Linked DNA regions of Homo sapiens: region 2 is linked to region 1. A link is a contact called in ENCODE Hi-C data. All regions are on one chromosome and are shown on one strand. Each heading gives the region's core, a stretch centred on a gene start or an enhancer-like site at or near the end of the contact. The rest is flanking DNA. Distances are from core to core; before and after follow the strand shown. Region 1 holds the start of MMD (monocyte to macrophage differentiation associated). Region 2 holds the start of SEPTIN4-AS1 (SEPTIN4 antisense RNA 1).

The links. Hi-C counts contacts between places; a loop is a spot of excess contacts on that map. Pooled maps may share reads with other maps.
Region 2: a map of CD8-positive, alpha-beta T cell shows a loop between it and region 1 (12-fold over the local background). The contact joins the promoter of SEPTIN4-AS1 here to the promoter of MMD in region 1. A Hi-C loop is called at or near these places in 4 of 168 maps with a recorded cell type or tissue (CD8-positive, alpha-beta T cell, gastrocnemius medialis, naive thymus-derived CD4-positive, alpha-beta T cell and 1 more) and 10 of 50 pooled maps.

What each region holds. Positions count from the first base shown.
Region 1 is chr17:55,419,555-55,425,324 of GRCh38, forward strand. It overlaps MMD (monocyte to macrophage differentiation associated), which reads right to left and starts at 2,281. Exons shown (of 7, transcript NM_012329.3): 1 at 2,116-2,281. The coding sequence starts at 2,141. RefSeq lists silencers at 2,222-2,681, 5,706-5,770.
Region 2 is chr17:58,516,649-58,522,418 of GRCh38, forward strand. It overlaps SEPTIN4-AS1 (SEPTIN4 antisense RNA 1), which reads left to right and starts at 3,189. Exons shown (of 5, transcript NR_110810.1): 1 at 3,189-3,329. SEPTIN4 (septin 4) reads right to left here. Exons shown (of 14, transcript NM_001368771.2): 8 at 5,319-5,453; 9 at 5,088-5,205; 10 at 4,897-4,998; 11 at 4,606-4,702; 12 at 4,350-4,512; 13 at 4,095-4,194; 14 at 3,608-3,837. The coding sequence ends at 3,778. It also overlaps a transcript of MTMR4 not described here. RefSeq lists enhancers at 1,748-2,493, 1,841-1,940.

The sequences.
Region 1 (5,770 bases), core at 1,031-3,530:
AATGCTCAGAAAGATATATCATGAACACAGCATTAAAAGATGCAGAATAGTACTACTCTCAGCATTTTAATGTGTGAACCACAAAAATCAGGACATTCTCATTACATTACTTTTTGTTTATAGGCTTTATTTCCAAGTTAAAATTGATGCTTAGAACTATGTTTCCAACCTAGCTTATGATAGAAAACCAAGAAATTATGAGATCACACAAATCTTCAAAGAAAATCAGGGTAGATCTAGATGTCATCAAGAAAGAAACTGTTAAATATCCATTGAGAAACACACAAGCCCCCAAGAAAATTACAGTCTATGCCACACCAAAAGAAAATACCTGTATTTTTAGTTTTTAAGTGAATAATAGCGCAAAAATCACATTACAACTGTGCTAATAAGGAATGGAGAGATCAGTGTCCAGCAAAAATAATTAAAAAGTCAGTTCAATAAGCTGAGAGGGTAGCATCCTAAATGAAGTTGTTGTTGTTGTTGTTTTAACAGTTTTAACGTTTGTGCAACAAATAATTGAACAGGGTTTGTTTGTTTTTTTTCTTTTTAGAGGATCCAAAGGTATAGGTAAGAATGACAAACTCTTAATCAAACAAGGAAGGGGCAATTTCACAGAATATTGCCACTGTTCTCTGAAAACAGGAAGAGCACAGACGTGTAGAGAAGTAAAACCAAATCAAACCGCATGCACAGGGCTTCACTGATCATGACTGGAGTGCATGTTACATTCTCTCTAAAAGCCCCTCCGGTCTTCATTTCTGACATCAGGTTCTAAAGTCAGAACACTACGGTTCCATTTTGCCCTTAGACACACCGGTATGAAGTTCCACTGGGGGAACAGTGCCAAGCATTCAACACCCTGACTGATAAGCAATATATTCAGAAGTCAATCCAAGTCTTCAAGCTGATCCCCTTCCTGGTGGCCCAGACCATGGCAACTCTTCTGTGCATTTGTTGCCTCCTTTACCCTTTGGGACTGGGGGAGGAATGAGATGGGTGAGAGGGCAGTGAGGGCATGGAGATTGGAAAGAAAAAAAAAATGTGTACTTTAAAATTCTGAAATAAAAGGTAGTGTCTAAAAACTCAACAACCTTCTTGGAAGATTTCATGCATTTCTTAAAATTTCCCCTGTCACTGCACCCCCAGCAAACATGCTGGTGGTGAAGGTCCGGGAATTCACACAAAGGGATGCAGTTACCATATGCCCTGGAGAGGTGAACTTTCACCCACTTAAACAGAAAAGAAAAGCCCGGAGTTCCTCTCAGAGTCATGGGCTAACCTCCATCCATTGTTAGACGGTGGAGCCCCAGAGGGGAGTAAGGCCACGGCGCCCCCCAGCCCGGCATTTCCACCAGCTCTACAGTGAATGAGCAGTCGGCCAGCCTTCCGGTGGCGCCTCCACGGTTCCTCCTCCTCGTTTCCTAACACCGGCGCCTCCACAGCAGGTCTCGCCACCCGAAAGCTAACATGCCCCTTCGCAGAGCCCAAAAATAGCACCGCCCTGGGACGTTCAGCTGGAGAACCAGCAAGGCCCCTACACGGCCAGGCAGGGCTAAGCTGGCGGAGCGTGCCTCAGTTTCCCTGTTGCTAGGGCCGTTCACAAAGCACCCAAAATGCCTAGCACCCCGCTTTACGACAAATCTCTCCGCAGGGCGCCACCCCGTTCCGCGCGCCCCGGGAGACCCCCACCCTGGAGGTAAAGGGATGGAGGCCAAAGCCAGGTCGGAGGACTCGGGGGCGGTGCCCGGGGCTGGGGTTCGGGTTCCCAGAGAGAGCCAGAGCCCAGCCTGTATGGGGGTCGGGAGGGTGAGCCCCAGGAGCAAAGGGATCCCCGGGAAGGAGGACAGGCTTGGAGTCCCGGGGCCGGGAATCCATCTGAGGTCCGCAGATCGCGAGGGGAGACCCGGGTGAGGCAGGAGCTCCCATCCTTGGAGGAAGGGGATCGCCCAGGGACAGCAGGGTGGGGAATCCCCAGGGAACTGATCCCTGGCCAAGGTGCGGGATCCACCCAGGATGAATCCAGGTGAGGAGCCGGGAGCCGTGCGCTTAACGGCGGGATTTGGGAACCCGCTTCTGACACGGGCAGCGGGACCGGGACGCCATCCCTCTCACCGCTGGAATCGATTCTTGAACCGCATTGATCCTCTGCTCCTCCTCGGGGGCCAGGAGCTCCGTCTCGTCAGCACCGGCGGCCGGGCGCGCGGCCCTCATGGGCTTGGGCTGCTCCGGAGGCCGCCTGCGTGTCCAGCGGAACCCTTCGGCCGGGTAGGGTCGGAGTGGGCCAGGCCGGGGGTCGGGACAGGGCTGGGGCCAGACCGGGCGGCTGGGGGCGGGAGGGAGGCCGCTTCAACGGCCCCAACACCTCCCGCCTCCCGCCTCCCGCCTCCCCGGCTCCTCCGCCCCGGGGCTCCTGCGCCCCGCCCCGGAGCCCGGCTCCGCCCCCGCCGGCTCTGTTCGCCTGCGTGCACCCGCGGTCGCCGGCGCGTCAGCGCGCCGGTCAGCCAATCGGCACCCCGAGCGGCGCGGCGGCTACGCTGCCATTCATTCCCGCCGGGCTCGGGCAGCGAGGCGGGGCCTCGCTGGGGAGGGGCGGGGCGAGGGGAAGGGGAGGAGCGCGGGAACGCGGCGCCCTTCTGTAAGAGACAAGTTGGAGAAGAGATCGAGGGAGGGAGAGAAGTGGTGAAGGAGGAGATGGACCAGGAAATCTTAAAAGCATTGTGAAGAAAATAGCAGCAAACAAGCAGCCCTACCTCATTCATTTTTTCTTCATCATTAATTTCTCCATCCCTCCTTTCATTTATTCCTTCATCATTTTGAGGGCCAGCTCCCGCGAGGCTATTGTGAGAGGATCCAGGGCAGAATGAAAAACCTGTCCTTGTCTGACCCTTGAGGGAGTTGAGATCTCTGAGCGTCTTCTAACTCTGAGATTCAGTGAGATCCACAAAAGGAGGAATCCTCTGCAAGGATCCTTTTATGTTATCCTCCAGTTTATTTTTTATTTTATTTTATTTTTATCCAGGCAGCTTTCAAATAAACGAGTTGACTTGAATCAGGGTCCTGTCGCTAAACCTAAACTCAGAGGGCTTCCTGGAAGAGAAGTTCAAATAAAAATGAATGAATGGGCCAGGTGCTGTGGTTCATGCCTGTAATCCCAGCACTTTGGGAAGCCAAGGTGGGCGGATCACCTGAGGTCAGGAGTTCGAGACCAGCCTGGCCAACTTGGTGAAACCTTGTCTCTACTAAAAATACAAAAATTAGCCGGGAGTGGTGGCGGGCTCCTGTAATCCCAGCTACTCGGGGGGCTGAGATGGGAGAATCACTTGAACTTGGGAGATAGAGGTTGCAGTGAGCCGAGATTGCACCACTGCATTCCAGCCTGGGTGACAGAGTGAGACTCTGTCTCTCTCTCTCTCTCTCACACACACACACATACACACAGAATGAATGAATGGGTGATTTGTCGAGCCTTTCCAGGATCACTGATGGAAGTTATATGTGTTCCCTTCCAGGTATCGTGTCCATACCCAGCCCCCAGCCTGCAGGCTAGAGACTCTGAAGTGGCATGAGGCCAGCCTGCTAGGAGTGCTCATTCGACCTACAGTAAAGCATTGGAAAGCCAGGGAATTCTGTCACCCATAATTCTAGTTCCCTTTCCTTGAACCTTCCAGAGAGGTGCTTTCCATGCTTCAATCTTCCCAAGAGCTCCTCCAGATGGGCATTATCCAACTTATTTTACAGATAAGGCTGAGGCTTATAGTGGTCAATAAACTTGCCAAAGGCAAAAGTAAGGCTCCTACCTACCTTTCGCTAACTTTAAAGACCCACCTCCTTTCAGTACGTCAGACTATCTCTCCCTGTTTTAAAGCAATACACTTCTCTAAAACAAAACAAACAAAACAAAACTTCATCTACCCGCACCCTCAACACTAAATCGGGAAAATGAACCTGGAATGAAAGTCTGCTTCTTATCAGCTATGTTGGGCCACTGGGCTAAAACATCAGTGCGGGAGGGGAAGGTAACAAAGGAGATAGCTAATAAAGATAGATGAAAAATAGCCATGTGTAATAACATAAGAAGGGTTAAAAAATAAAACAAGGAAGCTCAATTGTAACAGATGTACCACACTGTTGGGGGATTTTGATAACAGGAGAGGCTATGTATGTGTGGGAAATCCCTGTACTTTACTCTCAATTTTTGAGTGATCCTAAAACTTCTCTGGAAAAAAAAAAGTCTTTTTTTTTTTTTTTTTAAAGGGCCAGGCACAGTGGTTTGCACCTGTAATCCCAACACTTCGGGAGGTCTAGGTGGGAGGATCGCTTGAAGCCTGGAGATTGAAACTAGCCTGAGCACCAAAGCAAGAGTTCATCTCTAACAACAACAACAACAAAATTAGCCAGGTGTTGTGGTAGGCACCTGTAGTCCCAGCTACTTGGGAGGTTGAGATGGGAGGATCACTTGAACCTGGGCCACAGAGTGAGATCCTGTCAAAAAAAAAAAAAAAAGAAGGAAGGAAGGAAAGAAAGGCAGTGCTGATATATGTTACAACATGGATGAACCTTGGAAACACTATGTTAAATGAAAGAAACCAGTCACAAAGAACTGCAGATTGTATGATTCCATTCATACAAAATTCCATTTATATGTCCCAGAACAGGCAAATCTATAAAGACAGAAAGTAGATTAGTGGTTGCCTAGGGCAGGGGAATGGGAGGGGATTGAGAAGTGATGGCTAAGCGGTACAATGGTTCTTTTGGGGTCTAATGAAAATTTTCTCAAATTGTGATAATGGACGTACAATTCTGTGAATATATAAAAGCCACTGAACTCTACACTTTAAGTGGGTAAATTGTATGGCATAGGAATTCTATCTTAATAAAGTTGTTAAAAGATTTTGAAAAATTTTAGTTTCTGTAAAAAGGTTGAAATAGAAATATCTGGAGCACAGAGATCGTCTTATTCATGTTTGTATTTCTTGGATACTTTTAACAGAAACTGACACACAGTAGGTGCTCAATAAAGTTATTCATATGAACTTAATTAAAAAATAACAAAACGACAACAACACAATGAGCCAACAGATGCCAGATCACATCTTATTAGTGATGTAGGAATGTGCAGAGATAAGAAGTGAACTGAGTATGATGAGCATAATGAGGAAGAGGTGCCAGAGAGAAGGAAGTCTGCAGATGGATTTTGATTGAGATGCTGGATGGTATCACTTAGCACAAACTTTCCCACTGGGAGAACAGCTTGAACAAGGAAGAGAAGTGGTTGGTATAAGGAAAACTTTTGAGAGGCTACCTAAGTTTGGAAACATCAGTGAGAATGATACTTACCCAAGGAAAAAGAAATGAATGAGATAAAAAGTCAGATTAAATCAGATGAAATAAAACACTTTGACCTACAGTGGTCTCTTCCACAGAAATGCTGGACTATCAACTAAAGGTGACTTAAACAAATATGGTCGCAATTTTAAATTAACCTCATCTTTCCTGAAACCTACCCCCCCAAGGTAAAAGCAAGCCACAAAAGATAAAAAGAAAACACAAGAAACAGGTTTAAATGAATCATGTAAACACCTGCCACATTTTTTTTAGTGAGGTGTTTAGTGAATCTGTTTCTGAGGAGCAATCCCAAGTATGATTGCAGCAAAGAGGTACTCAATTTGATTTAGAGATTAGTGTTGTGAGAGCTGAAGACAATGGAAAATGTTTTGCATTAGCAGAATGTGACATTTTTGTTGAGCTCAGAGTTACAGTTCTTCTT
Region 2 (5,770 bases), core at 1,939-4,438, 3.1 Mb after region 1:
AGGACCCCATTAACATTACCATAGAATCAACAAATGACACACATCTACCCCTGACCTTCTCTACAACTCTTATTCTTCTCCCTCACAGAGACTCCAGTCTCTCCACAAGTCACCATGCCAGAGAGAGGCAATGGGAGCTACATGAGGAGAAAGCAACAAGTGATCCTGCAGGGCATGAAGTCAGCCACGAAGTTCTGAAACAGGAATGAGTGTCATCCAAGATTATTCAGCAGAATTCAGGAGTCCTGATTTCCAGACGCAGAGGGAGAACACTTCTTTCTCAGGGAGCAGAACTGCCAACTATGAAGAGACACAGGCTGCCCAACTGGGGCTCATTTTAGGCCCTGACTCTTGGGGTGAAGTGGCAGTAGTTGAAGGAGCATGAATCCACAGGAATGTTTTGCCAGTCTCTGAGTCTGGGAGTAGTACCCACCTGACCTGTTTACTGGGGGCAGAGTCCAGAGTGGGACAAGAGGGAGGGGACCACAACCTGTGATCAGAGGGCAGCAGGGCTGCACAGGTCCTCCTGAGTGTATTTGACACCAAGTGGGGTGGAGGTTATGGAGAGGAGGCCACACAACAGGGACAGAATCAGGCCAATCCAGGCCTTGGAGTCAGCATCTGTCCAATGAGCCCAAGTAACAGGGATTTCAGGATAGGGCCTCCTAGGCTCACTTAGGGAGCCAGGCCTAGGTTTCACTGACACTTTCCTTCATGCCTGCTTTCCTCAGGCAGTGCAGCAGAGCCCTGCGGGAGGCTGCGGGGATAAAAGCCTCCATCTGTGGTACTGCCCACCTCCCTGTTCACAGTATCCTCTTCCCTAGGCCATTCTCCCTCATGGGGGAACCGGCAAGAGGCAAGCCAGAGGTGCTGCCTCACCGCCCACTGGCAGCAGCCCCAGGGAAGGAAGGGAGGGAAGGAGGGACAAGGATCAGGCCTGGGAGGCCCAGGGTTTTCAGACCTAGGGGATCTGGTCCCAGGGGGCGGGCCAGGTTGGCAGGGGAGCCCAGGTGCCCAGGTTCTAGGGGCGGAGCCTAAAGACTGGGAGGCGGAGCCCCAAATGACAGAAGGCGGGACTCAGGAAAGCCGGTGGGGGCCAGGGCGGAGCCGGGCAAGACGCGGTCGTTGCGGTTCCCAGGCTTGCAGTGCAGGGGGCACGGTGACTCACCCAGGCGGCGTCCGCCCGACCCTCTGAGGCCGCGCTCTTGCCACTTCCGTCTCCCGCAGCTGCTGAGGCCGCGCAGTCCCGACCCCACCACAGTGCCCCTCTCCTGAACCAATCATATCTCTAGCCTGTACCCGCCCTGGCCAATGGCCACGCCAAGTCCCGCCCTGCCCCCATCACGCAGCCACCGCCCTCACTCTCGACCCCACTCATTGGTCGAGTCGGGCAAACGCCCTCCCAGCCTTTAGCCAATCGGATGCCTAAAGACGAGACTATACCTGGAGGAAGGAGGCGCGGCGCCGGAGGGGAGACGCGACCAATGGGAAATCACAGCGCGTCCTTGCGGCAGCCAATAGGAGAGCAGTAAAGAGGGGGCTGCTGGCCACTGCTCTGGGGACCGGAAGTGGAGGCGGCTCGTCGCCTACTGGTAGCGCAATTAGAGGCGGGCATTGTAGGTTACATGCCTAAAGCCACTTCCGGTGATGGCCCCGCCCAGGAGGTACTTCTGAAACAGGTCCCCAGTGGCACCTCAGTTTATCCATTCCCGTTTTGGTTTCGCAGCTGTCATCCGGTCCCAACGCCAGAATAGGAGAAAAACCTGCAGGCTAAGAGAGAAGGGAGGGCTGGGCCTGAGGTTCAGTCTTGGTCATCTCCGACTGGCGGCGCTAGGATTTCCCCCTTCCTGTGTCTTGATGGGTTCCTCCAACACTCACTTTGTATCGATAAACGACCCTGCAGTTCTTCACGACCTGCATTGCGCTGGCAGTCCTGAGTGAAGAACTCTCCTCTCATCCCAGAGATGGGAAACCTGGATCTGAGACTGCCAGCTAGCTGCGGCCTCCTAGTCTGTAAAGCGAAGGGAGACCAGGACGCTCCCAAGGACCCGGCTTATCGCCCCTCCCTTTCCTTCCCGGGGACCCAGAACAGACCACAAGACGGAGGGTGGCCGCTGGAGGTCGCCGTGGCCCCGCGATACCACCAACCGACAGAAATGGAGAACAGTTGATTCAGATTCAGCTGATATTCTCAGGTCTGGAGCGGGCCTGAGCGCTTTAATTAGCCCGGGGCTAATGTCCTCACCCATCTTTGTTTATAGAACGTTGAAACTCCAGTACTGTTGGTAAGTTCCAGGAAGACAGGAACTTTGCACTACTTGAACTCCAGGGTCTAGAACAGCCTGCAATCTAGCAGATGCTGTAAATTTTTTAATTAAATACTGAACTCCTGTAGGACGGTGATTGTGTTTTTATTCATTCCCAGCACTTACTATAGTGTTTGGTGATTACAATGGCTGCAGCATTTGTTCAAAGCTCTATCACAGGCTTTCTACAGTGTAGAGCTTAACCTGCCTATCCCTTTTCCCAGATCAGGGGAAACAGAAAGTCAGGAGGTTGCACGCAGTTAATACCTTGTGTTTTCCCAAGGGCAGGTATCAAATACAAAACTGCGTCCGCCGCAGCTGGAATACGCACAGGCATCAAAATGGGGCCTTTTGGGCCGGGCGCGGTGGCTCATGCCTGTAATCCCAGCACCTTGGGGGGCCGAGGCGGGCGGATCTCAAGGTCAGGAGATCGAGGTCATCCTGGCTAACACGGTGAAACCCCGTCTCTACTAAAAATACAAAAAATTAGTCGGGCGTGGTGGCGGGCGCCTGTAGTCCCAGCTACGGAGTCTTGTAGTCCCAGCTACGGAGCTTGCAGTGAGCCGAGATAGCGCCGTTGCACTCCAGCCTGGGCGACAGAGCGAGACTCCGCCTCAAAAAAAAAAAGGGCAGGGGGGACTTTTGGACAGTCCTTTAATATTGGGGAAGTGCCCCAAATTTCTTTTTCTTTTTATTTTTCTTTTTTTTTTTTGAGACGGAGTCTCGCCCTGTCACCCAGGCTGGAGTGCAGTGGCGCCATCTCAGCTCACTTCAAGCTCCGCCTCCCGGGTTCAGCCATTCTCCTGCCTCAGCCTCCCGAGTAGCTGGGACTACAGGCGCCCGCCACCACGCCCGGCTATTTTGTATTTTTAGTAGAGACAGGGTTTCACTTTCTCCTTAGCCAGGAGAAGTGCCCCAAATTTCTAATCCCTTAAGCCAGGACCTTGGTAGCCCTGAGGTGTGATGGGAGACTCTGGACAGAACCACCTGTTGACCTATCCAGGACCCAAATATGCACCACAGGTAGGAATCTTTTTATTACCAAAGGTACTGTATGTGTGAAAGATGGAGAGAGACCCAGACCCCAGATAACAGAGGCATGATAGATATGATCGTCAAGATGGAGAAGCCAGGCTGGATTCTAAGCAGGGACTTAGAAGGGGAAAGGAAGTGGAAAGTTTTCCCCACTCTCCCTTCCCTACTAAAAGCCAGAAACCAACATCTTCTACCATTAGCCTTTCAAAACTGGGTCCCAGGATCTTGATCTCCAGGTCATAAAAATACACACAGGGACACCAGAAGCCACCTACAGATTTATTAAACTTTATTTCCTCTGAGTCTCTGGGCAGTCAGCAGGGATGTAAGGCGAAGTGGCAGTAGCTGAAGGGGCCTGAGCAGAGCTGGTGCTGGGAGGGGCCGGCATGGACAGGAAGAAGAGGAGGAGATTTAAATATCCAGGGCTGAAAGCCAGTTAATAGTTCTCCTTCATCTGTTTTTGTATTTTGTGTAGCATCTCCTGCATCCGCCGCAGCTGGAATAGGCACAGGCATCAAAATGGGGACTTTTGGAGAGTCCTTTAGTATTGGGAAAGTGCCCCAAATTTCTAATCCCTTAAGCCAGAACCTTGGTAGCCGTGAGGTGTGATGGAGACTCTGGACAGAACCACCTATTGACCTATCCAGGACCCAAATATGCACCAGAGCCAGGGATCTTTCTATTACCAAACAAAGAGATACCAACGTTGGTGATCAAACAGGAGACCTCCCCTATACCCCATACTGCTCTCACCTCCTCATCTTTCTCTCGGATAAGCTTCTCAGTTTCTGGATCTGTCCCTGGTGGGACAGCAGGGATGGGGAAGTCGGTACCACTTTCCCGAGTCAGTTTGCTAAAGGGAGAAAAGGGTTGATAAGGCGAGGAGGACCCCAGCACCCGCTTAGATTGAGCCCAGGGCCTATAGAAGAACAAAAGTAGGGCTTGGTCTCACCCAAGGCTAGGCTTGGGATCTCCCCCTGCCAGCTTTGTCCTGGCTTCTGGTCATACTTGCGATTCCGTTCCTTCACCACCAGGCGGGTCATGCTCTGGATGCACTGTGCCCGGTAGTTCTCATAATGTGTCTCCCGTGTCACATCCTTCAGGTCCTGCATGTGGGTACGTACCAGCATTGTCCTCAGCTTCACAAAGTCGCAGTGCCCTGGGTTTTCCACTGCATAGCAAGGCTAGGGGTCAGCCAGAGGCATAGGTAGGGGAGAGCCACTGAGGGCAAGGAGATACCCTGGTCACAGGCTCAGTGCTTTACCTTCCACGATGCCCCAGGGGTAGAGTCGACCCCGAACTCGCCGCCCTCTGGCCTCTACTACAGTGTTGCTGCCAATTACTGCAAATGGGATGCTTTCCTGGAAGAGGTTAGGGGTGCCTGTCAGCACCCTCTGTTCTCACCTCTTTCTTTCCACCTGTATCGTCATCTTCTCTGCTTCATTCTAGGAAGCCAGGGTCCTTTCCCACCCTGATAGCCTGAATATAGAATTCTACTCCCTTTTTCTACCCGGAAGAAATAAGATAGGAATGGGATGCCCTAGAGTGGCCCCACCTTTAGGGCTTGGTCCTGCAATTTGAAGTCCTCATCCTCATCAGAGTCACAGTCTGGGAATTGATAGATCTTGATTCCAAAATGCTCAATCTCCTCCCGGATCTGACAAACAGATGAGGGGCCCACAGTTCTGGGGACCACATCCTTTCTAGAAGCCCACCTGATCCCCTCCCACCACCAGCTTCCCTCACTTTGCGTTTCTTGTGGTCCACTTCGGGAGGTGTCAGTGTGTCTGCCTTAGCCAGGATAGGCACGATGTTGACCCGCTGATGCAGGGCCTTCATGAATTCAACATCCAATGGCCGGAGCCTGGGGAACAGGAACCTGTGACCACCTGCTAGTGGCAGCCCTGCCCCTGGTGCTCTTGGCCTGTTCCCTTGACAGCACCCGGTGGTGCCAGGAGCCTCAGGCTTGGACCATACCCATGGCCGAAGGGTGAGATGAAGTACAGGCAGCAGTGCACCCTGTTGTCTTGGATGTTCTTTCGGTTCAGGCCACTCTCGTCTCGGAAATACTGCTCAAACTGCTGATCAATGTATTCTGCCACAGGCTTCCAGCTGGGGCAGGGACAGACAAGCAGAGAAACTGTGAGAGTGGGAGCCACCTAGTGAGCTCTGGGACTACAGAGAAGTAGCCCACTCCCTGAGCAGTGTTTTTAAGACACTGTTATTCCCTGGCTTGCTTTACTAAATCTTTAGAGAAATTCCTGAATGGGGTGGGGTGTATCTCACATGTCCTGATACAAAATTAGACTGAGTACTCAGGCAAGTTTAATAAATACTAGCTTGATGAGAGGGAAAGGGCCCAGGTGATCAAACAAAGCAGTAAGAATAGGCTGGGCACGGTGGCTTACCCCTGTAATCCCAACACTTTG